2 separate regions of the Homo sapiens genome follow, and region 2 is linked to region 1. Evidence: chromatin loops called from intact Hi-C (ENCODE). Cell type or tissue: endothelial cell of umbilical vein. All regions are shown on one strand. Each heading gives the region's core, and the rest is flanking DNA. Links, peaks and the distances in the headings are about the cores only. Region 1 has its middle 71 kb from the start of TENT5C-DT. Region 2 overlaps TTF2 (transcription termination factor 2).

Region 1 (12,051 bases), core at 2,736-10,735:
TACATTCTTGATGTTATAGAAAGATGAAGAGCTTGCTTAGAGAGTCGTATTTTATTCCAACTGATTTTGAGAAAACAAACCATAGACTTATGTGACAACCTTATAGTATTACTGTGATGTTATCTCTAAGACCTAGTCCAGTTCAGCCTCTGAGATCATTAAGCTTAAAGACTGCCTCAGTCACTGGACCTCATTCTGTCACACTAAAATCTGACCTGACCCTTCTTAAGTGATTTTTGGGCAAATATAGGCCCAAAAGCCTTCAGCAATAGTATCAGCTGGACTATAGATAGTGGTTTAGTCTGTCAATACTGTAAAAGTAAAGGATATTTAAAACCCCTTACCCGGGGAGCATCAAATAAGGTAGTGGTAAAAACCTTCTGAAATAACAGCTAGTTTACATCCTTGATTTCTTAATTCTTCCTGGCACAGTGGATTTCAACTTGATCAAAATTTTAGACTTAAGAAATTACATTGTGGATGTATCAAAATTAATTGCAGACATATTTTCTGGAACAACTAAAACAGGACCAGAAAAAATTAAAAAAATAAGGAGCTCTAAGTGACTATAATTTGATAAAATCTGGGCTTCTCTTTGTTTGCCAGATAACTGAAATATCCATCTTTATTTCATTGGATTGCAAAGGAACTGTCATTATGCAAATAATGCTCAGAATGGTTCAGATAGTGAGTGAGCCTGCACCCTTACTTCTTGGTTGACCTAACAAGTTTCTTTTATTTTTATTGTAAAATATATCTAACATAAAATTTGCTATTTTAACCATTTAAATGTACAATCTGATGTCATTAATAATTACATCAGCAATGTTGTGCAACATATTGCCACTACCTATTTCTAGATTTTTCACCATTCCAAACAGAAACTCTGTAACCATTAAGCAATAACTCCCCAGTGCTCCCTTTCCTCCCCCAACTTCTGGTGTATTAGTCGGTTCTCACACTGCTAATAAAGACATACTCGAGAATGGGTAATTTATAAAGAAAAAGAAGTTTAATGGACTCACAGTTCCACATGGATGGGAAGGCCTCACATGGTAGAAGGCGAAGGAGCAAAGGCATGTCTTACATGGCAGCAGGCAAGAGAGCTTGTGTAGGGGAACTGCCCTTTATAAAACCATCAGATTTCATGAGACTTATTCACTATCACAAGAACAGCAGGGGAAAAAGCCCACCCCCATGATTCAATTACCTCCCACCAAGTCCCTCCCACAGCATGTGGGGATTATGGGAGCTACAGTTCAAGATGAGATTCAGGTGGGGACACAGCAAACCATATTACCTGGTAACCTTGAATCTACTTTCTAAGACAAATTTCTTAACCCTACTAAATCTCAATTTTCTTGCCTCTAAAAGAAGGATAATACAGGATTTCTAGGATAATTAAATGAGAAAAATCCAGGCACCTAGCCCAAATTTAGCTTAAAGCTTTAGTTGTTTTTACGTATTTTTGTTAGCAGATTGCAGTAATCATTTCTAAAGGAACAGAAAAAAAATAATAAGGGCAATTAAAACAGGGCAGTGAAGAGCCAATGAAACATCTAATTATACCTTCTCATTTTAGGCACAAGGAAAGTGAAACCCAAAAGGGAGGGTAAAATGAAGGCAAGTCTTCCAGTGTTATCCTTCATGGTTCTATGAAATAAGACGTGTATTTTTGTTGTGGTTATAAAAAAAAGTTTAATATGCAAATACATCAATAATGCATGTGAACCAAGCACTTTAAAAACTATAGCAGAAGTCACTTTTTGTTGGATACACAGCAAAAATATATACAAAAAGTTAATAGCAGTTATCTTTATATCATAAGGACATAACAATTTCTTGCAATTTCCTTAACTTTTAAAAGAAACTTTTACTGAGGTATGATTTACATAAAATATTCCCACTCTTAAGTGTATGATTTAATGATTTTTTAGTAAGTTTATAAAACTGTACAACCATCCCACAATACACAAAGATCCCATGTATTGATTTGCAGTCAATCTCCATTTCCATCCCAGCCACTGGTAACCACTGGTCTACTTTCTGTCTCTGTAGATCTGCCTTTTAACTGGACATTTTATATTATGAAATCATACAGTATGTGGTCTTTTGCATCTGGCTTCTTTAACCTAGCATAATGTTTTGCATTTAAGGTTTGTCAATGCTATAGCAACTGTCAAGAGTTATTCCTTTTTACTGCTAAATGAATTTCATTGTATGGATATACCATATTTATCCATTCACTAATTGATAGACATTTGAATTGTTTCCAGTTTTTGGTTATTATGAATGATGCTGTTAAGAATATTTGCATACAAGTCTTTGGGTGGATATATGTCTTCATTTCTCAAGTATATACCTAAGAGTGGAATTTCTGAGTCATATGGTAAAGTTATGTATAACTTCTCAAGAAATTACCACACTGTCTTCCATAGTACTGCTTTTACATTCTCACTAGCAATGTATGATGGCAAGGGTACCAGTTTCTCCACATCTCCACTAATACTTGTTATTGTCTTTTTATTATCTGTCTTTTTTATTATAGCCATTTTAATGGGTGTGAAGTTGTATCTCATTGTGGCTTTAATTTATGTTGCTCAAATGACTAATGGTGTTGACTGTCTGTGATAGTAGCTGTTCATGCCTTTGGTAAAATGTTTATTCCAATATTTTGCCCATTTTAAAAATTGAATTGTCTTATTGAGTTGTAAGAGTTCTTTATATATTCTATATCTATTTTCTCTAAGATTGTGGTTTGTCTTTTCAATTTTTTATTCATGTTTTTGACATGCAAAAAATTTTAATTTTAATGAAGCGCAGTTTATCAATGTTGTCTTCTATGGATTGTGCTTTCTTTCCTAATCCAAAGTCACTAAGAGTTTAGACCTAATTTTTTTTCTAAAAGTTTTATAGTTTTAGCTTTTACATTTAGGTCTATGATTCATTTTGAGTTAATTCCTCATGTATATGAAGGGTCTAACAATGTTTTGTGCATGAATACCCAGTTATCTCAGTATTTATTGAAAAGACTATCCCTTTCCTATAAATTGCTTTGGCACCTTTGTGAAATATCAACTGACATTAATTTCTGGACTCTTAATTTTATCCCATTGATATATGTCTTTTCTTATCCCAGTATCACACTATGTGATAACTAGCATTAGAGCAGTAGTTCTCAGCCAGGGGGTGACTTTGCCCTTCCTCCCTTCAGGGACATTTGGCAATGTCTGGAAACATTTTTGATTGTCATGACTGGGGGTAGGGGGTGATTCTGGCATCTAGTGGGGTAGAATTCAGGTACTTCTTTTTCCTGAAAGTAGGCCACTGTTTCCTGTTTCTTTGCATATCTTGTAATTTTTTGTTGAAAACTGGACATTTTAGATAACATTATTGTAGAACTCTGGGTTCTGATCTCATCTCTGTGACCCAGGGAGGTGGTAGTTGTTGCAACTGCTGTTCTCTTTGTTTAGTGATTGGTGTAGACTAATTCTTTGGAGGCTCTTTTCCCCATGTTGCACAGTCATTGATGTCTTTGCTTAGTTTTGTATTTCTAAAATCTTGTTTATATTTTTTAAGCCTGGCTTCCTAGGAGTCAGCCCTCTGTCAGTATAGTTTAGTGGTCAACAAGTGATTTGTCAGAGGTTGTACCCAAATACCTTTGACTAGGAAGGGCTTCTGCGTGTTGTCAGTGGATCCGTGTGTAAGCTGGAGAACACATTCAAAGTTTATGCAGTTTACAAGTCTTCCCAGCTTTTACTTCACCCAAGGCCTTATGTCTAAGGTCTCACATTTAGTCAGGAATGTTCAGAGGTAGCTAGGGCTTTCTCTGGTTTCTCTTAAATTGTGCTCAACCTTGCTCTTGCGTTCATCCTTCCATGCCACCAGAGATGTGTGGCAAGTACACTATGGCTGTTTCATTCCGTGAATCTCCCTGTTAGTTTCTGGCTTGTCTGTCAATCTCTTGCTTGCCCCAACCAGAACCTCAGGCTAACTGCACTGGCCTTTCCTATTCATTTGCTACTGAGATTCCTTTCATTTCTAACAATGCCCAGGAGCACGGAGTTTTTCTGCATTCTACTCCAAATCAGGTAACCCTCACAGCCTGTCCTGCCCTGATAGAGCTGCCATGCTGATGGAGCTGGAAGGGGATGAGAGCAGCTCTGGGCTAAAACATCACAGACACACTGTTCTTTCCTGGTTCAGGAGTTTTTCTTGGATAAATACTTCTCATTTTGTTGTATGCCTTTGGTCAATTTCCAGAATCCTGAATGGTTCGAGTTTTTTAATTGTCCATTTTATTCCTTTTGAGGGAAATGATTTGCTGAGCTTCTCACTCTGCCATTTGCCATTCCAGAAATGAATAGATAGATGTGTATATAGATACCTTTATTCATATTCTTTATAAGTTCCTCTACAAATTTCAGCCTTTATTTTTATTTTTGAGACAGAGTTTTGTTCTTGTTGCCCAGGCTGGAGTGCAATGGCGCGATCTTGGCTCACCGCAACCTCCACCTCCCAGGTTCGAGCAATTCTGCCTCAGCCTCCTGAGTAGCTGGGATTACAGGCATGCACCACCACAGCTGGCTAATTTTGCACTTTTAGTAGAGACAGGGTTTCTCCATGTTGGTCAGGCTGGTCTCGAACTCCCGACCTTAGGTGATCCGCCCACCTCGGCCTCCCAAAGTGCTGGGATTACCGCCCACCTCGGCCTCCCAAAGTGCTGGGATTACAGCAGTGAGGCACTGTGACCGGCCTATTTTCAGCCTTCTTAAAGCTTTACTCTTCCCATCTGAAAGGCCTTTATCCAATTCCAGCAAAGCCCTGCACATCTTTCCTATTCTCACAAGACTAAAAGCTTTCACAGAACCTTTCCTGATTTCCCAAACTTTGAGTGATTCTTCCATGTTTGTACATCCATAGTTAGTTCATAACTTCTACAACTCTTCACATTCTGCCTTATAATAATCATTTGTGGACATGTCTTTACCTCTTCTATTAGGTTATCAGGTGCTTAAGGATGTAGACAGTATCCTAGTCATCTTTTTATTCCTCTTGACAACAAATTTACTGAATAAACACCCTAGTTCTCAGAGGCCGATACTCTTTCCACCAGGCCAGGCTGCCTCATTTAAGGGTGATTGTAGTCCATTACTCTTGATTCTGAGTTTTCTATCAATAAAAGCTTTATCAAAACCATACACACTAAGAAAAGTCTACGCCTTATAAAAAAGATGGCACGTATTGCTTTCTTTTTCTGCAAATGTAGAAAATACACAGCAAACAATGATTCACAGAGTGTCGGGAGGGCCTAGTGTCAGGGATCCTTAATTAGTAAGGAATCCAAAATTGTAGTCCTTGGTCTTCCCCTGACTGGTTGTAAGGCCTTAGGCAAGTTATTCAACTTCTCTGGACCTCAGTTTATTTTCTGTAAAACGGAACTGGACTAGAACATTGGAATGTAATTCATGAGATCATTAATATAGTTATTCCACACATTTTTTGAGCTTTCACCTACTGTTTGCCAGAAGCTTTCATAGGCTTCAAAATATATATAGAAATCAAAATAAAATCTGTACCCTCAAACAGGACTGGCTTGCTTAATATTGTGGCTTTCAGTATTATATGGGTAGAGTACGATCCTAATCAAGCTTAACATAGATTCGGGAGGGAGGAGGATAATGAGGAAAGTAACTGACACTGGAACTGAATTTTAAGAGTTAATTGAATTTGAAAACAAGGGGAAAGGGAGCTATTTGATAAGGCAAAGATACTTGACGAAGGGGCCAGGACTATGAGATCCAAAGCACAGGTAGGAAGATTGGCCTTGAACTTGAACAAGGACATCCATTTTACTGAGAGCTATAAGACAGCCCTCTCCTGTAGCTCTTAAAGGCCTTGAGTGGGGGTCCAACAGGGGCACCTACCAAGATCCCCAAGAGTGATTCTCCCTTTTAAATTCAGCGTTCAGTCCTCCCCCAGTACCAAAGAGCCCATAAGATGCAAAAGTGAATGTTACTTAAAAAGAGGTTAAGGGACTCCCCTGGGAATAGCTTTCAAAAATACTTATCACTCATCAAAACTTCGAATGACTCAAAATGAATTTGGTGTGGGCTCAGCATTTTGAAGCAGTTCAGCAGTAAGAGTCTAGAAATTTTTGCCACTAGAGGGCAGTAGTATGTTTCTCCCCTCCCTCTCCTCCCTCTCCTCCCTCTCCTCCGTCTCCCCTCTCCCCTGTCCGCTCTCCCCTCTCTCCCTCGCCTCTCCCTCCCTCCCATTGTTAGCTGATTGAAGCCTGGGAGGCTGGAGATACAGTGAAACACCTTGCTTAAGTTTGTCAATACACCCTGCCTCTGACTGACGGTAGGATGCCAAGGTTCTTGGTTGTTCAGGCAAGCCTACTATACCAGCAGCCTGCTGGGGCCTCCACTGGAACCAAGTCAGTGATGAAACGTTCTACAAACAGAAGACTAAAAAGACTTTCCCCTTTCCTTTAAAACGTGACTGCCTTCTTTTAAAGACATTGAGCTAATAGTTAAGAGTTATTAGAAGATGAAAAATGTAATCTCGTGACAGAAGAGAATCCTAGAAAAATTCCGATTTGAACCCTATGAATAATTTTAGCTCATGTAGAACAATAGGTGTGTTGTGGAATAGTTTATTTCCTGACATAAATTGTAGTTGTCCATAGTTGTTAGGACATAACTCTGCCTAAGTCCTTTTGAAATTATTTTTCTTTAAACATTTATTGAATATATATGTACCAAAAACTGTGTGAGGCACTGGAGATCCAGAGCCAACCATGACATCGAACCTCTGGAGCCTCCAAGCCGGAAGAGGATGATGGGCAAGCCGAAGGTTATGTTTTGCTAGTAAAGGTGTGTACCAAATGCCACTAGAGTGTAGAAGGAAGATGAGTCAGGGAACAGGGGAAGTGAGTTTACCTAATTTAAGGGTGAGGTTTGGGGGCTGGAATTGAACCTTTTGAAGTAGGGAAGAGCTACGTGGTGATGAAGAGAGAGTGGTGAGAAATTTGTAACTTGAGCTTTCAGAGAGGAATTACCCATTTGAAATTTGAGCAATGAGAAATTTGTAGGTTGTGATAGGAGTCTAGCTGCAACAAATGAGGGAAAGACATTCTAGGAAAAGGAGTCATTGACGCACGAAGGCAAGGAGGGCACTGCAGTTTACAGCACCCAGTCCTTCTGGGCAGGGCTGCCAAAGGGTTACCACAATGCACGACCCATTCAAAGAAGAGCAAGAGGCTGGAGCAGAATGAGCTAGGGGAAGGTAGAAGAGGAGACCAGCAAAGTAACAGGGTCCCATCTTGGAAGACCCTGTGTAGTCCCTTGTCAAGAGTTTGACTTTTGGCCAGGCGCAGTGGCTCACGCCTGTAATCCCAGCACTTTGGAGGCTGAGTGGGAGGATCACTTGAGCCCAGCAGTTCGAGAACAGCCTGGGCAACACGACAAAACCCTGTCACTACTAAAACTACAAAAAAATTAGCCAGGTGTAATGCACACCTGGAGTCTCAGCTACTGGGGAGGCTGAGGTGGGAGAAGCCTGGGAGGTCAAGGCTGTAGTGAGCCTTGATCGTGCCACTGCACTCCAGCCTGGGCGACAGAGTGAGACCCTGTCTCAGAAAAAAAAATTTTTGACTTTTACACCAAGTAAAATAGAAGCCCCAGGAGACTGAGCACAGTTGTGACATGATCTGCTCTGTTTTCAAAGGGTCACTCTGGCTTCTGTGTGGAAAACAGATGGTAGGGGAGCCATGATGGGAGAAGGGACACCAGTTTGGAGGCTACTGAAATAATTCAGGTGAGGAATGCTGGTGACTCAGACCAGTGATGAGGGAGAACAACTATGGTCTATATTTTGAAGGTAAAGTTGACGCAATTGATTATGGGCATGAAAAAGAAAAGGTTTGACTCCAGTGTGTTTGATCTGAGCTATTGGAAGAATGCAGTGACCATTTTTGAATGGAGAAGATTAAGATCTAGGAGGGGTGCAATGATGAATTTGTTCTTGAACATGTTAAATTTTCATTTCTTATTAAACATCTGCCTGTTTACTGAGAGTAAGTAGTTAACTATGTGAACCTGGAATTCAGGAGAGGTCTGGGCTGGAGATACAAATTTGGACATTTGTCAAGGTATATATAGCCTGTAGACTTGAGATCCCTTAGGGTAAGCCACTTAGAGGTTGAGAAAAGAAATCACCCAAGGGCTGAGCCCTGAGGCCATCCAGTGTTTAGAGGTCTGTGGGATAAGAAGGGAGCAGAGAAGACCAGAGAGAGCCAAGGGACTCGGGGGGAAACCCCAGAAACCAAGGAGAAGGGAGTGAGCCACTGATGGATTAAGTAAAATGAGTCCTGAGAATTGGATTGGGTTTGGCAACATGGTGATGATTGGTGATCTTGACAAAAACTGTTCTGTAGAATAAGGGGGCAGAAGCCAGCTCAGAGGAAGTTCAAGAGGAAATGGAAGAAGAGGTAGAGACAATGAGTGTAAACAACCCTTTATAGGAGTTTCACTTGCGATGAGGAGCATAAAAACAGGTGGTAGCCAGGCATTAGAGATAGAGGATCAAGAAGAGATTTTCTTTTGGAGGGCAATATTACAATCTGTTTCTCTTCTGATGGGAATACTCCCTCAGAGAGGAAAAGTTTGGTATTGCAGGAGAGAGGATAATTGCAGGAACCATGTCCTTAGGTAGGCGGTAGGCGTGGCCTCGCCGGAGTGTTTGGACAGTTCCCTCATTGTAACCGGAGGGAAGCTGAGCACCGGGAAGAGAAGCAGGTAGTACGAGGAGCAGCACAGGGGAGTCCTCTTCTGATTGCTTCTATTTTCTCAACGAAATAGGAAGTAAGATTATTAAGAGTGGGAATAGGGGAGAAGATGTTGGCATTTAAGGCAAAAGAACTTGAGAAAAAGGATAAGAAATAGTTTTATAGGAAAGTGGCAGTCTGAAGGATAGGGAAACTGCCTGTTTTATTTTCTGTCAAACTGGACTAATAATGTTACCTGTGGACTCTCTACCAACCCCCCCGACTGAGGACAACTTGAAAAGCCAAATAAATCTTAAAACGAGGCTTAGTGCAGTAGCTCACACCTGTAATCCCAGCACTTTGGGAGGCCGAGGCAAGCGTATCACCTGAGGTCAGGAGTTCAAGACCAGCCTGACCAACATGACAAAACCCCATTTCTACTAAAAATACAAAATTAGCACGGCATGGTGGCACGCGCCTGTAATCCCAGCTATTTGGGAGGCTGAGGCAGGAGAATTGCTTGAACCCAGGAGGCAGAGGTTGCAGTGAGCCAAGATTGCACGACTGCACTCTAGCCTGGGCAACAAGAGCAAAACTGTATCTCAAAAAGAAAAAAAAAAAAGAAAAAGAAAGAAAAAGAAAAAAAATCTTAAAAAGAAAAATCTTTTAAAAGCATTGAAGAACCAAAAGCCTAGTGAAGGATGACCAGACCAAAATCTAGGAGGAATGAACCCAAAGAAGTAAACTGCCCAGCATTCCAGGCTACCTTGACCTGAAGGCGTTTGTTAATAAGGAAGAAACATCCAGGACACTGAGTTCCTCAACTGTGCCTGGAGGGGAGCATCGAAATCAGCCACCCACCTGCACTCCCAGTCCTTTTAGGCTCACCTTCAATTCATATGTCTATGGGATGCTCTAGGAAGAGGAACAAGGCAGAGCCTCTGCCTTATAATCTGCTGGGTTTGAGGAAGGAGAAGCCAGGCAGTTGTCCCTGGAGATTGGGTTGTTTGTTTTATCTTATCCGCCTTAGGAAGCAGAAAGCAGTATGGTAAAAGGAGAGGACCCCCGATGAGGAAGGAAAAGAAGGCTGTGTATGGTAGCTCACGCCTGTAACTCAGCACTTCAGGAGGCTGTGGTGGGAGGACTGCTTGAGGCCAGGAGTTTGAGACCAGCCTGGACAGCATAGTGAGACCCTGATTCTACAAAAAATAATAAATTAGCCAAGCGTGGTGGCTCACACCTATAGTCCTAGCTACTCCGAAGGCCGAGGCAGGAGAATTGCTTGAGCTATAACTTCAGCTGCAGTGAGCTATGATCATGCCTCTGCACTCCAGCCTAGGCAACAGACTGAGACCTTGTCTCTAAAAATGAAGAAGATAGACGCAGAATGGGAGCAGCAGTAGGGTCGTTCAGGGATTCTTCATGCAGAACTCCAACCACAGCACAGTTCTGCTAACTTCTGGGAGCAGGGAGCTACAGAGAGCAGCAGTCCCCACCTAGCACCCCAAGATCGTATATGCGATACTGCACTTCAGAGGTCCCCTGTCCTCACAGGGAGGTATCAGCTTAGCCCCTCCACATTGTTCTAGCCTCATCACCCACCACTTCCTGCTTCCCAGCTCACACTGTTCCAGCACCAAAATGGGTAGGTGGCTCAATTGGCTGATGGGGAAGAGAAATAGACTGGGCCACGGGAGCCAGAGGGACAAAGAATGTACACATGTGGGGTGTACATGCAAATGGAGAAGGGGGAAGATGTGAAGCTGGCATTGTTTGTAAGAGTGCAAGGATCTATGGGTACATGTGTCACTGTGTGACCAGTGAGAGGGGTTATATATCATAGGGGTTACTGTCTGGGTGGCCCCTAGCCCTCTCTGCTGGAGTCCCACCCCACTTGACTATGCAGCCAAGCTAACATAATGGAGACCAGCAGAAAGCCCTGCACTCCTGGGCTTAGCAAAAGGCACTTCAGGTGAGAAAGAGCAGCCAGCTGAGCCCTGTAGGGCCAAAGCATCACCCACCTCCTATTCCCAGTCAAGGCAGGCGGCATCACTGAGGAGACAGCCTGCTGAGGCTTTGGACTGTCAGTGTTCTTCAGGGCAAGGAGCAAAAACCAACTCTGGCTACTTACATAAAAGGTGTTTATGGAAGGATATATGGAGGTTCAGATAGTCTGCAGAAAGTCAGAGGCCTAGGCTTGAAGAATAGGCAGACAGCAGGGGTTTTAGAGGCCAGGCCACAGAAACCCCTGGACAGGGGCCACTTCCAGACAGCCCCATTGCTGGACCACCCCAGACCTGTTCTTAGTGTCCCCTTGCTTTACAGCCTCATGTAAGCTTTGAAGTTTGTGTTTAGGTGAACAGTGTCTGTTGCATATTCACTGTATGATCTTGGGCCACAACTATAACATCTCTTTCTGAGCCTCAATTTTTTCATCTGAAAAATGGGATAATTATACACCTATTACAGAGTGGTTATGAAGATTGAATAGGTTGTCCCACATGGCATCACTAGGCCCGACCAGCTGAGGCTCAGACCATCCTTCCTTCCGGAACAGTTTGTCCTGTTGGACTGGAGTCTGGGGCAGAGGAGTCTAGGACTTCACTCACAATCACCACTTGGCTCCAGCCTTACTCAACACCTTCCAGTCTACCACGACTTTTGTAAGTGGAGGGTAGTTGCCGCATGTCCTGTGAAGACTATATATCTCTCTACACCTCAGGCTCTTCTCATTCAGCTTAGCAATAACACCCTTATAGGTCAAGCCCTTCTAAAATGCCAGGCACTCTGCTAATCACACTGCAAACATCATCTCATGTATTTCTCATAACAAACTGAGGGAGGTAGTAGCATCACTCGCATTTTCAGGTGAGGAAACTGAGCCTCAGAGAGGCTAAGGGGCTTCCCCACGGTTATTCGAAACAAAAGCTTGCACTCCTAACCACTAGGCGATACCACCTCTAACAATGGCTGGTTGAGTCCGCCTGTGGGCCCAGCCCTCACCACTTCAGCTTAGAATACGAAGCCAACCATTCCTGAGAGCCAGTGCCCACTGGAAATGTTACAGGGATCCTTCACTCCCCTGCAGAGCTTGGGGGGCCTCTTCTTCCACAGCTTGGTATAAGGTTGTTGCCCAGGCTGGGTGAGTTTCGCTGGAGCTCTGGGCTGCCCCACAAGGGTCTGCAGCTGACTGGGACCTCAGAAGCCTGGCCAGGCCACCCTCCTGGCTCACAGTAAGCAGCACCAGAGGAGGAGGAAGTCATGGCCTTGAGGTTACCCTC
Region 2 (12,051 bases), core at 1,871-9,870, 470 kb before region 1:
AACAAGGTAGTGAGTAAAAATGGCTAAACATATTTAGTCCTCAATAAATGTTAGTTTCTTTTCCTTTATATGGGAATTTGGGAAGGGCAGAGAAGTCTATAGAGCTGGGAGATATTTGTCACGAGTATTCAAAGATAAAGTAGGAATTCCCTAAGTGTTAGAGAGAGGTCATATTTAATGGACTAATATATTGCATTAGAGTACTAAGGCATGAATTAACATGGCATTTTCAGGGAAAATTTGATTTGTTAATAGTTTAACATATCTTTAAACAGAGACTTTAGGCGATAAGGCTGGCCAGGAAGGTAGGGGTCAGGATGTGATAGATGGTCTTTGTGTGATATTCTATGCACTTCATAATTTATATATTCTAGATCCCCCCACCCAATTAAAGGCATTTGAGTACCACCTACAATTTTTATATACCTGAGTACTGTTCATACTTCTATTTTTCTTAATTTAGTTATATGTATAGTAAGATACACAAGTCTTAAGATTTCAACCAGTTGAGTTTTGAGAATGCATGTACCTGCTCATAAAACCAAGATCCGAGTCAAAATATTACCCCAATAAGTGCCATCAGTCCCCTTCAAGTTAATTTCACCCCTCCCATCTCCACCCCTGTCAGCAATCACTGTTCTGATTTTTATCTCTTTAGATGTGTTTTGATTGTTCTTGAACGTTATATAAATGAAATCCTACTGCATGTACTCTTCTGTGTCTGACTTCTTTTACTTAACAGTATGTGAAATGTATATAATATGTATCAGTAATTCATTCATTTTTATTGTGGAGTTGAATTTCATTTATAAATGCACCACTTTGTTTGGTGTGCCTATTTGCCATCAGAAAATCTCGACGTTATCTGTTTAAATATTTTATCCTTTTTTTTGCATTGAAATTTTTATCAAGTAGTTTTAGATTCACATACAGTTGTAAGGAATAATACAGAGTTATCCCCTGTAGACTTTATCCAGTTTCCCCCAATGGTAACGTTTGCAAGGCTTAGAAATATATCACAAACAGGATATTAATATTGGTACAACCCACCAGTTTTATTGGTAAAGGTAGTTTTACTTGAACTAATTTATGTGTGTGTGTATATTCTATACAATTTTATCCTGTCGAGTCATGTATCTACCACTACAGTCAAGGTACTGAAGAGTTCCATCACAGGATCTCTCTGTTGCCCTTTCTATAACCATACCCCCTTCCCTCCCTTCTGCCCTCTTCACTCCGGCAATCAGGAATTTGCTTTTCATTTCTAAAATTTTGTCATTGCACAATTGTTACATAAGTGGAATCATAAAGTATAACTTTGGAGATCTTTGCCTGTTTTAAAATTTTTGTCTTTTTTTAAAACTGAGTTGGTAGAGTTCTTTGTAAATTCTCTATACAAGTTAGGCCAGGCATGGTGGCTCATGCCTGTAATCCCAGCACTTTGGGAGGCTGAAGTGGGCAGATCACTTGAGATTAGGAGTTTGAGACCAGCCTGGCCAACCAACATGGTGAAACCCCATCTCTACTAAATAAAAAAAAGTGAAAAAACAAAAAAAAATTAGCTGGGCCTGGTGGCACACTCCTGAAGTCTCAGCTACTCGGGAGGCTCATCATTTTTGTATGGTTTGTGCTTTTTGTCTGATCTCCAAGAAATCTTTGCCTACCCCAATATCACAAATATTTCCAAGAATTGTCTAGAAGCTTTATAGTTTTATTTTTGTTTGTTTGTTTGTTTGTTTTTGAGAGAGAGAGTTTCACTCTGTCTTCCAGGCTGGAGTGCCGTGGTACAATCTTGGCTCACTGCAACCACCATCTCCTGGGTTCAAGCAATTCTTATGCCTCAGCCTCCCAAGTAGTCCCAAGTAGCTGGGACTACAGGTGTGCACCAATAATTTTTTTGTATTTTAGTAGAAACGGAGTTTCACCATGTTGCCCAGGCTGGTCCCGAACTCCTGAGCTCAGGCAATCTACACATCTTGGCCTCCCAAGGTGCTAGGATTACAGGTGTGAGCTACTGCACCTGGCCTGTTTTTTTTTTTTCTTCTTCTTTTTTTTTTTAGTAGCTTTTTCATATAGGTCTATTATCTATATCTTAAATTACTTTTGTGTAGTATATCAGGTAGGGTAGAGGTTCATTTATTTTTGCATATGTTACCAATTGTTTTAGCATCATGTTTTGAAGATTTTCCTTTTCCCATTGAAATGCTTGGCGTCTTTGTAAAAATTCAATTGATCCAATATATGTAAGTCTATTTCTGGGGTTGCTAATCTGTTCCATTGATCCATTTGCCTATCTTTACATAATTAATCAGATAAAATAGTGTGAGTCTTCTGACTTTATTCTTTTTCAAGATTGCGTTGGCTGCTCTAGGATCTTTGCATTTCCATATAAAATGTAGAATCAGCTTTTAAAAATTTCCACAGAAAACCCTGTTGGGATTGCATTGAATCTATATAGATCAATTTGGAGAGAATTGTCAATATTGAGGCTTCCAATCCATGAATGTAGTGCATTTATTTATGACTTTAAAAATGTCAGCTGGGCGCGGCAATCCTAGCACTTTGGGAGGCCAAGGCGGGCGGATCACGAGGTCAGGAGATCGAGACCATCATGGCTAACAAGGTGAAACCCCATCTCTACTAAAAATACTAAAAATTAGCCGGGCATGGTGGAAGGCGCCTGTAGTCCCAGCTACTCAGGAGGCTGAGGCAGGAGAATGGCGTGAACCCGGAGGCAGAGCTTACAGTGAGCCGGGATCGCGCCACCGCACTCCAGCTTGGGTGACAGAGCGAGACTCTGTCTCAAAAAAAAAATGTCTCTGAGCATTGTTTAATACTTTTCATTACAGAGTTCCTATGCATCTTTTGTTAAATTTATTTCTCAGTGTTTGTGTTTTTTAGTGCTGTTGTAAATGGAATTTTTTTTAATTTTGTTTTTGGATTGTTTTCTGCTGGTATAGTAGGGCTGGTAAGCCTTTATTGCATGAAGTTATATTCTACTGATACTTAAAACCATTTACATACTACTGGAGGACCTTTACCATACAGACATACTGTGGTAGTTGTTAGGAAGCCACTGAAGGATTTTTGACCCAATTTGCATTAAAAGAAGAACTATGGAGGACAGATTAGAAAGTGAAAATAGGGCAAAGAGACCACTGAAATAATAGCTACCATTGAAAGCCCACTATATACCTTTTTTTTTTTTTTTTTTTTTTTTTTTTTGTAGAGACACGGTCTCACTGTATTACCCAGCCTGGTCTCAATCTCCTGGGCTCAAGCAATCCTCCTACCTCAGCCTCCCAAAGTACTGGGATTACAGGTGTGGGCCACTGCACCCAGCCTGTTCATTATCTTTTACCTTCATATAATTTGTTGTGATAGATTTCAATATCCGTGTTTACCAGAAAGATGGAGAAACTACCATTGAAACAGGTCAGAAAGGGAATCTGAGGACCCATGGTTATGAAGTGGCATTGCTGGGATTTAAACCCAGGTCCAACTGATTCCAGACACACCAACTTTCTCTTAAGTGAGAGGTGATGGGCCTGAATTGAAGTAGCAGCAGTGGAATTGGGTCCAAGTAGAATGAAAACTTGCTGAAAGAGCACTGATGAGATGTATTTCCTGGTAGGGCATATAAACGTGTTCCTTCCTCCATTTTTTCATCTGGAATATTGCTCACATGGCCCTAACTTCCCTGGGTTGGAGGACTTGGAGAGAGAACGTGTGTGATGGCCTCGGTCTGGTGTTTGGCACATTGTCAGTGCTCAGTAGGGAAACGGTTGCTAAGGTGGGGCTTCTGGGTAATGTGTTTACGTTAAGCAGGACAAGGAAGAAAGGTAATGTTGGTCGAGTATTGGGATGTGTGGCAAACACATACAGCTTTGGACTAATCATGTCTTTTTTTTTTTTTTTTTTTTTTTAAAAGACAGAGTCTTGCTCTGTCAACCAGGCTGGAGTACAGTGGCACAATCTCAGCTCACTGCGACCTCTGCCTCCCAGGTTCAGGTGATTCTCGTGTCTCAGCCTCCCGAGTAGCTGGGATTACAGGTGTGTGTCACGACGCCCAGCTAATTTTTGTATTTTTAGTAGACATGGGCTTTTGCCATGTTGGCCAGGCTGGTCTCAAACTCCTAGCCTCAAGTGGTCTGCCTGCCTCAGCCTCCCAGAGTACTGGGATTACAGGCATGAGCCACCTCACCTGGCCAAATTGTGTCTTATTTTCATGTGAAACCAGCTAGAAAAATGAGTGTGCAGCTCTGAAGAAAGGCCTGACTGAGGTCAGAATTTTGAGAACTTGCTGTTAACGTTCTTTGTACTAGATGGATAAGACTGAGAAGGGTTTATTATTTTAAAATAGAACAAAAAAGTATGTTACATGTATTTCTCTTAGCCTAAATTCAGAGCACTATTACTAGGAAGTACTTACTGGAGCTTTAAAAAGCTTGTCTTAGGGCCAGGCATGGTGGTTCACACCTGTAATCTCAGCATTTTGGGAGGCCAAGGCCGGCGGATCACTTGAGGCCAGGAGTTCAAGACCAGCCTGGCCATCATGGTGAAACTCTCTCTACTAAAAATACAAAAAATAGCCGGGCATGGTGGCGTGTGCCTGTAATCCCAGCTACTCAGTAGGCAGGAGAATCACTTTGAGCCGGGGAAGCGGAGGTTGCAGTGAGCCAAGATCACATCATTACACTCCAACCTGGATGACAGAGCAAGACTCAGTCTCAAAAAAAAAAAAAAAAAAAAAAAAGTTGTCTTAGGACAAATAAAAGTAAAAGGCAGTTCTTAACACACAACACATTAAAAAACAATAACAACAGAAAACCAGGTACTCTGATAGGTAGCATAGACTGGGAATTTAAACAGAAATAGATAAGTCTATATATGGATGATGGCTTCCTTAGTGAACATTAAGGGTGTTCAGCCAGAACCCCTGGAGAGTGACCTATGAGAGTACAGCCTTTCCCTCACATACTCTGGGTTTTCTTTTTAATAACTTAAATATTTTACATCCTCTAATTAATACTATTATGTTTGGCTGAATGTAGTCAGGAGACAGGTGCAACAGAGTAATAGAAGGGAGGTGTAAACTGAGGCGAAGATGCCCATTTTTCATCTCTTGCAGTGTAGCTGCATTTGTGTGCAGATCTCTAACTGAAACACCAGATGGCACCACTGACCAGCATTTGACTAGCCATTCGGCCATGGCCCTCTGTGTACAGGCAGTAAAGAAAACTGATAATCTCAGTAGAACCAGGGGGAAGAAATCTTGCCTTGACATGAACGATGTGGTACACCCTGGTATACAAATTTTGGGCATTGTCACTGAGCTCCTGAGTTCATATTTTCCTTTCTCTCTGTTTCTCACAGAACTTTCACTCAAGGATACAGGGTCAAAATAAATGGAAATATTTCTTTGCTTAGACGTGGGTATAACAAGTTTTAGTTCTTTAAATAATTGGTTGTGGTATCCTTCTGAGCAAACTATCACAAGGACAGAAAACCAAACACCGCATGTTCTTACTCATAGGTGGGAGCTTAACCATGAGAACACTTGGACATAGGGCGTGGAACATCACATACTGGGGCCTGTTGTGGGGTTGGGGGAGAGGGGAGGGATAGCATTAGGAGATATACTTAATGTAAATGACGAGTTAATGGGCGCAACACACCAACATGGCACATGCATACATGTGTAACAAACCTGCACATTGTGCACATGTACCCTAGAACTTAAAGTGTAATAAAAAAAAAAAAAAGAAAAATATTCACCTCCAAAAAAAAATTAATTGGTTGTGGTAGATGTTCAAAATATTTTACTTTTAATAACCCTTGAAACTTCACATGTCTAGAAAACTCCTCGTGTTGTTGGCTATTGGGTGAAATTGACCTGCAGATTATCTAGCCCTAGTATAGTGAGCAGGATGGTGATAGAGAGGCAACCAGGCATGCGCCAGACCCAGCCAGAACCTCAGGCCCCACCAGCTGTGAAGGACCACTGAATAAAGCCATACTTGTGAGGCGGTGTACAGTACCATGCACTGCACTGTGCAGTGCGAGCAATCCCTTTGTATAAAGTATAGTAACCCTTTGTGATATGTGTGGTAGTTACGTTTTCCCAGTTTGCTTTTTGTCTTACAATTTTGCTTATGGTATTTTCATCATATGGTAGTGTAAACTTTTAAAAATTACTAAATTCTTTATTTCTCAGCTTCAGAGTTTTATCCCAGGCTTAGAAAAGCCTTCTTCACTTTAGGACTACAAGAATATTCATATCTGTTTTTTTTCCTAGAACATTTACAATTTTGTTTTTTACTTTTACATTTTTTTCCATCTTGAAAGTTCGTGTAAAAGAATGAGGTAGACATTCGGCTTTATGTTTTTCCAGAGCTGGACCATGTAAAGATGTGAACTCATAATCCCTAAGGAGCCTTTGACACAGCTGGAATAAGAGTTAGATGTACTGAGATTGGGGTGCAGTCTCCTCTGCACATTAGAGCGCTAAATTGAAGACGTTCAGATGCGAGATGGTTCTGTGACTCTAAGACATACAGTTCAGGGCTAGGAAGGTTACAGAGAAAGTAGAGGAGTTGAGACTTGAAGTTGTCCTTGAATGACCTTGACAATTTTGATGGAGGAAAGGACAAGGAAGTGTTGAGGCAGAACAGCTTCAGCAGAAGTGTGGATGTAGGAATAAGCAGAGTGATCAGCCAGTGTGAGCTTGGCATTGCTGTTGTCTTTTAAGACCTTGGTATGTATCAGGCTTTGCTCTGATTGTATTTTGTCTTCATCATGACCGTATGAGGTATGGACTATATCATTTTGCCATTTTACAGAACAGGAAACTGCCACAGGGGGCAGTCAATTAAGGTGTCTGATGTTTCAGAACTAATTAGGTGGTAGGGCTGGGATTTGAACCAAGGGAGAATAGTTCTGGAGCCTGAGAGAACTGTAGCCTTGCTAAAGTGAATGCACTTGGCAGTGTGATGTTGAGTTGGACATTACCTTTAGGAAAATGGGAGGATTTGTGTTTTGGTGAAGAAGTCAGGATTGAAGAGGTCTGGCTTCTTCTAGCTGGTCCCTTCATCGTTATTGCCTATAACCTCTGTCCTGGAAAACAATTAATAAACATACTGCAGAAATTAATGCTTTTCTTATAGTGGAATTGATATTTGCTTTCTCTGCGAAAATATATTTCCACTGCATTCTTTGTTGATTTACAATATAATAAAACGTAACAAACAAACTTATTATCCTAAAATCAGAAAAGCTCATCCAGATTGATTTTAATTAAAAATGTAAGGGAAAGCATTTTTAGCACTGTGCCTAGCACATAGCAGATGTTCAGTGTGTTTCTTTCCTTAGTTCTGCAAATCTTGCCCTTCTCCTGAAAGTCTACATGGCATGAGTTTTAAAGTAGACACTACAGTCATGAGTCATTTAACAATGGGGGCATATTCTGAGAAATGCGTCATTAGGAGATTTCATTTTTGTGTGAACGTCACTGTGTGAACTTACACAAACCTACTTGGTATAGCCTAATACATACCTAGGTTACAGAACTGTACAGTGTGTTACTTTACTGAATACTGCAGGCATTTGTAACACAGTGCTAAGTATTTGTATATCTAAACAAAGAAAATGTACAGTAAAAATACAGTATTATCTCATGGGACCACAGTTGTATGTGCCATCCACTGTTGACTGAAACATCATCATGCAGCACGGGACTGTACTTATGAAATATTCTTTCAGTAAAGATTTCAAGTACTTGATATGCTTTAAACAACAGCAGGAGTTTGTTCTTGATTTATTTCTGTAAGTAGTAGCACCCACTGATGGCAGCTGTTACTTTGAATTTTATGCATTCAAAGCATTTCAGAAATTGTATTACATATGTTTAATATAATATCCTATTGCAATGAGAAAAATTAAAGAAACCAGTAAGATTTTAAAAATTGTGAACTTGGATGGGAAAATTGTGTTTGTACAAGAGGGAGGGGCTGGACCTATTTTCTTTTTAGCTTAACTTTTATGGACAACTTGTCCATTTGGGCTTGTTCATCTTTGTTTATGTGTCCTGGTGAAGTAGTGGCATCAAGGGACCAGGACCTGCTCAGGACCCCTGAATTAGGATGCAGACTGTTGTGATTCATGTTGTACATCATGGGACTAATTTAGGAAGTTAGAAAAAGAACAATAAATTAAACTGAAGGAAAGCAGAAGGAAGGAATTAATGTTGGTAAAAATTGCATTTAATGAGTTAGAAAGCAGCATATAGATAACTAATAAAGAAAATCAGAGGCTAACCTGGTCAAGAAGAACAGCACAAATACATAACATGAGAAATAAGGAGCTGCACCACAGATGTATTGAAATGTACATGAAATGACATATGCACAGTTTCACTCCTTGTGCCACTGCTTTTAATAGTAAAGGATAAGAAACAGCTGAACCGCCCACCAAGAGGGTTCTGGTTAAAAATAATGCAACATCCCATACAGTGGAAAACCACAACTGGAAAAAAATAATAAAAACAAGGATCTTCCTTACATATATGTTATTATAGAAAAATTTTCAAGGTATTAGGTAAAAAAAGAAAGGCAAGGTATTCAGCAGTATGTATGTTATGCTACCCATTTGTGTAGAGGAGGAAGAAAGAATGTATATTGACTTGAATATGCATTTAAAAATCTCTGGAAAGGTAAACAAAAAACTAATGAGCAGTTACATGTTGGGAGAGAAGTGAACTGGGCAGATAGGGTATGAGGGGGCTTCTCACTGTGTTTTTAATACTTATTGATTGAATACTTTACCTATTTCAGCAGACAAAATATATATTTTTAAAGCTCTTATTTAATCAATTAAAAGTTTTTGAGGAGTTATTTTAGGTAATTACATAAATCAGTTCTATTTTATGCAGCAATACTTAATTACGTACAACAGGCAAGTCATAGTTGGGAATAAAGAGATCATGTATGGTTTTTGCCCTCTAGTAGCTGAAAATATACCTGGACAGTCAGCTATATTTTATAGCTGGACAGTCAGCTTTATTAGGTTGGTGTAAATGTAATTGTGTTTTTTGCCATTAAAAGTAATGGCACAGAGGCAGTTCATGGATTAAACAGGGAAGGGAATGTGGGGAAACCTTGCCAAGCAGGTACGACTTAAGATGGGCCTTGAGGGACCAGTAGGACTTCCGTAGCTGGAGATGGGGGAGATGGTAGACAGATTGGGATGATGAGGATATCCTTTGGATGGAGAGTAGTACCCATGCAAAGTCTAGTAGACTGGAGGGTGCATGGCTTAGTTCGGCAGTGGAACAGCTTAGACACCTCTGGATAGCTGGAGTATGGGCTGTGTTTGTGTGTGCAGGAACTTTCTTGCACTGGGATGTTAAATCTGTATTCAGCCTTCTTTTTTTGGTGGAAGAGTGTAAATATATACAGAAGTAAGATAGGGTACTGTAGCATGAGCTTCAACAATTGCCAGCTCATGGCTACTCTTGTTCTATATGTATCCTATCCACTTCACCCCGTAACTCCTGCCCTATTTTGAAAAAAATCCCAGATAACATTATTTCATCTGTCAATATTTTAGTATGTAGCTTTAAAAGATACGGACTTTTTTTTTTTTTTTTTTTTTGAGACAGAGTCTCACTGTGTCGCCAGGCTGGAGTGCAGTGGTGCAATCTCGGCTCACTGCAACCTACGCCTCCCGGGTTCAAGCGATTCTCCTGCCTCAGCCTCCTGAGTAGCTGGGACTACAGGCATGTGCCACCACGCCGGGCTAATTTTTGTATTTTTAGTAGAGACGGGATTTCACCATGTTGGCCAGGATGGTCTCGATCTCTTGATCTCGTGATCCGCCCACCTCAGCCTCCCGAAGTGCTGGGATTACAGGTGTGAGCCACCGCACCCGGCCAAGATATGAACTATTTTTTAAAAAATATTTGTATGTTTTAGAGAAGGGAGTCTTGCTGTGTTGCCCAGGTTTGAGTGCAGTGGCTATTCACAGGCACAATCTTAGCACATTGCAGCCTCTGGCCTCAAATGATCCTCCTGTCTCAGGCCCCTGAGTAGAGGGGACTATAGGTGTGTGCCACTGCATCCAGCTGCACTCTTTTAACATACCAGTTGGTTTACATATTTTCAGTGGACTCATAAATGTCATAGTTTTTTTTTAGTAGTTTTAATTTGTTTAAATCAGGATCCAAATAAGGTTCACAAATTGGAATTGATTAATATGTCTTTTAAGTCTCTGAAGTTTTCCCTTCATCTTTTTTTCTCCCTCGTAACTTATTTGTGGAAGGGATCAGGTTGTTTGTCCTATAGCGTTTCCCACTGCCAAGATTTTGAAGGTTATATTCTCCACAGTATAGTTTTACGCCTTCTTCTGTTGTTTCTATTTCCTATAAATTGGTAATTGGATCTAGAGGTTAGTTTTTTGTTTGTTTTGGCTTCGTTGTTTTGGGGTTTTTTTTGGGGCAACATTGCTTTGTAGCTAGTGTTGTGACCCCCCTTCAGGGACACACAGTGTCTGGCTGTCTCTCATTTCTCTGATTTTAGTAGCCATTGCTGATCAGTGTTTCTATTTCAGTCATTCGTTACAGACTAAAAAGAATAAACCTGTGTGCATTCTCTGGCTACCATGCCATATTTATTCTTGGACTTCCTAGCCCTTATAAATGTTCTGTGCAGTAAATAATTTTTAAATGTGTATATAAAAGTAATTGGTTTCAAGTGACCTCCCAAAGCCAGGTTCAAATAGTTGCAAGATGTTTTCTTGGATTAAAAATAAGCTTATCTCTTGTTCTAATGGATTTTCATAGCCTTGATTATTTGTGTTTTATACTTCATTAGATTGTTCTTCCGATGCATTAGAAGTAAGGCAGAGGGGAAACGCTGGTGTGGAAGTATTCCATGGCAGGTAGGAATTATTCATCTGTTTTCAAACCTGCTGTGTTAAGACTTTTAATATGCAGCATCACCTGAAAATACCTTGAAGTTCACGTAAATGAGTTGGTCTTCATCAGACTGTCTCCGAAAGATAGTTTTCTTTAAGCAAGGTAGGCCCTGTTGGGACTTTTATTCAAAGGATCATTTAGTCGTAATCAAGATTAATTATTTGCATCCTATTTCACTTAGTAAATATTTTTTGAGGTCTTAAATGTAGTCAGTATTCTTTTACTCAAGGAAAAAAATAGATTTCCTTGACTAACTCTTGTATCTTTTTATAGAGGAATTTCTACTTGATACTGGTATAAGCTAAGTATAAGCATAAGCTCCTAGTATGTTAGAACTAGGAGGAGCATCTCCTAATAGGAGAAGCCCTACAGATATTCAGTACGTGAGGAACTAGAAGTAGGGAGGTGATAAGACTTGTTTTGGCAGAGGTGTGGCTTGAACTTACGATTCTAGATTACCACAGTAAAATCCTCCTAAAGCCAAAATCAAAGCAAGTGTTTTAAGACAATGTTTAGGTTTGGGGAAAAGTTCATCTTAAGAGAATAGTTTTTTTCCTGAAAAGTATACACTGTGGCCATTGTGATTGTAAAAGCACTTTGGTTTGTCACTACTTTTCCTTGAGGCCTGGAAAAGAGTGATCATGGACAGAGAAGGAACCAAGCTTCGAAAGTATCGTGAAGAAATGAGTCCTTTGTGGGTTTGGCACGTCATCTTTTCTAGACGTGGAAATGGTACCAAGAATGTTCAGGAAATATTGGACTGCTTTTACTGTGTTTCCATTTCTTCTGCAGAATAATCCTAAGTGAATTAATGCAGGAACAGAAAACCAAATATCATATGTTCTCACGAGCAGGAGCTAAACATTGAGCACCCATAAACATGGGAACAATAGATACTGTGAACTACTGGAGAGGGGAGGAGGGCATGGGTTAAGAAACTATCTATTGGGCACTATGCTCACTGCCTGAGTGCAATATACTCATATAACAAAGCTGCATATGTACCCCCTGTATATAAAATAAAAGTTGAGATGAAAAGGAAAGGCATTCTAGATACGAAGTTTGTATTAATATTTTAT

The links. Peaks named below come from ENCODE experiments on the same cell type or tissue, not always from the same donor. Only the 100,000 strongest peaks of a DNase experiment are listed, where the experiment ranks them.
Region 2: it touches region 1 in a loop (6-fold over the local background); 4 of 110 quality-filtered maps call a loop at or near these places.

The regions. Positions count from the first base shown.
Region 1 is chr1:117,529,014-117,541,064 of GRCh38, forward strand. No RefSeq gene overlaps it. Among named protein-coding and RNA genes, the nearest start is that of TENT5C-DT, 71 kb to the right of the region's middle. RefSeq lists silencers at 6,063-6,132, 6,153-6,392. In endothelial cell of umbilical vein, for the core only: a CTCF peak has its summit at 6,161 (motif pointing right); a DNase peak (open chromatin) is centred at 6,228; H3K27me3 peaks cover 179 bases.
Region 2 is chr1:117,062,793-117,074,843 of GRCh38, forward strand. TTF2 (transcription termination factor 2) reads left to right here. Exons shown (of 23, transcript NM_003594.4): 4 at 10,869-10,935. Among named protein-coding and RNA genes, the nearest start is that of TTF2, 8.5 kb to the left of the region's middle. In endothelial cell of umbilical vein, for the core only: a CTCF peak has its summit at 5,167 (motif pointing right); a DNase peak (open chromatin) is centred at 5,199.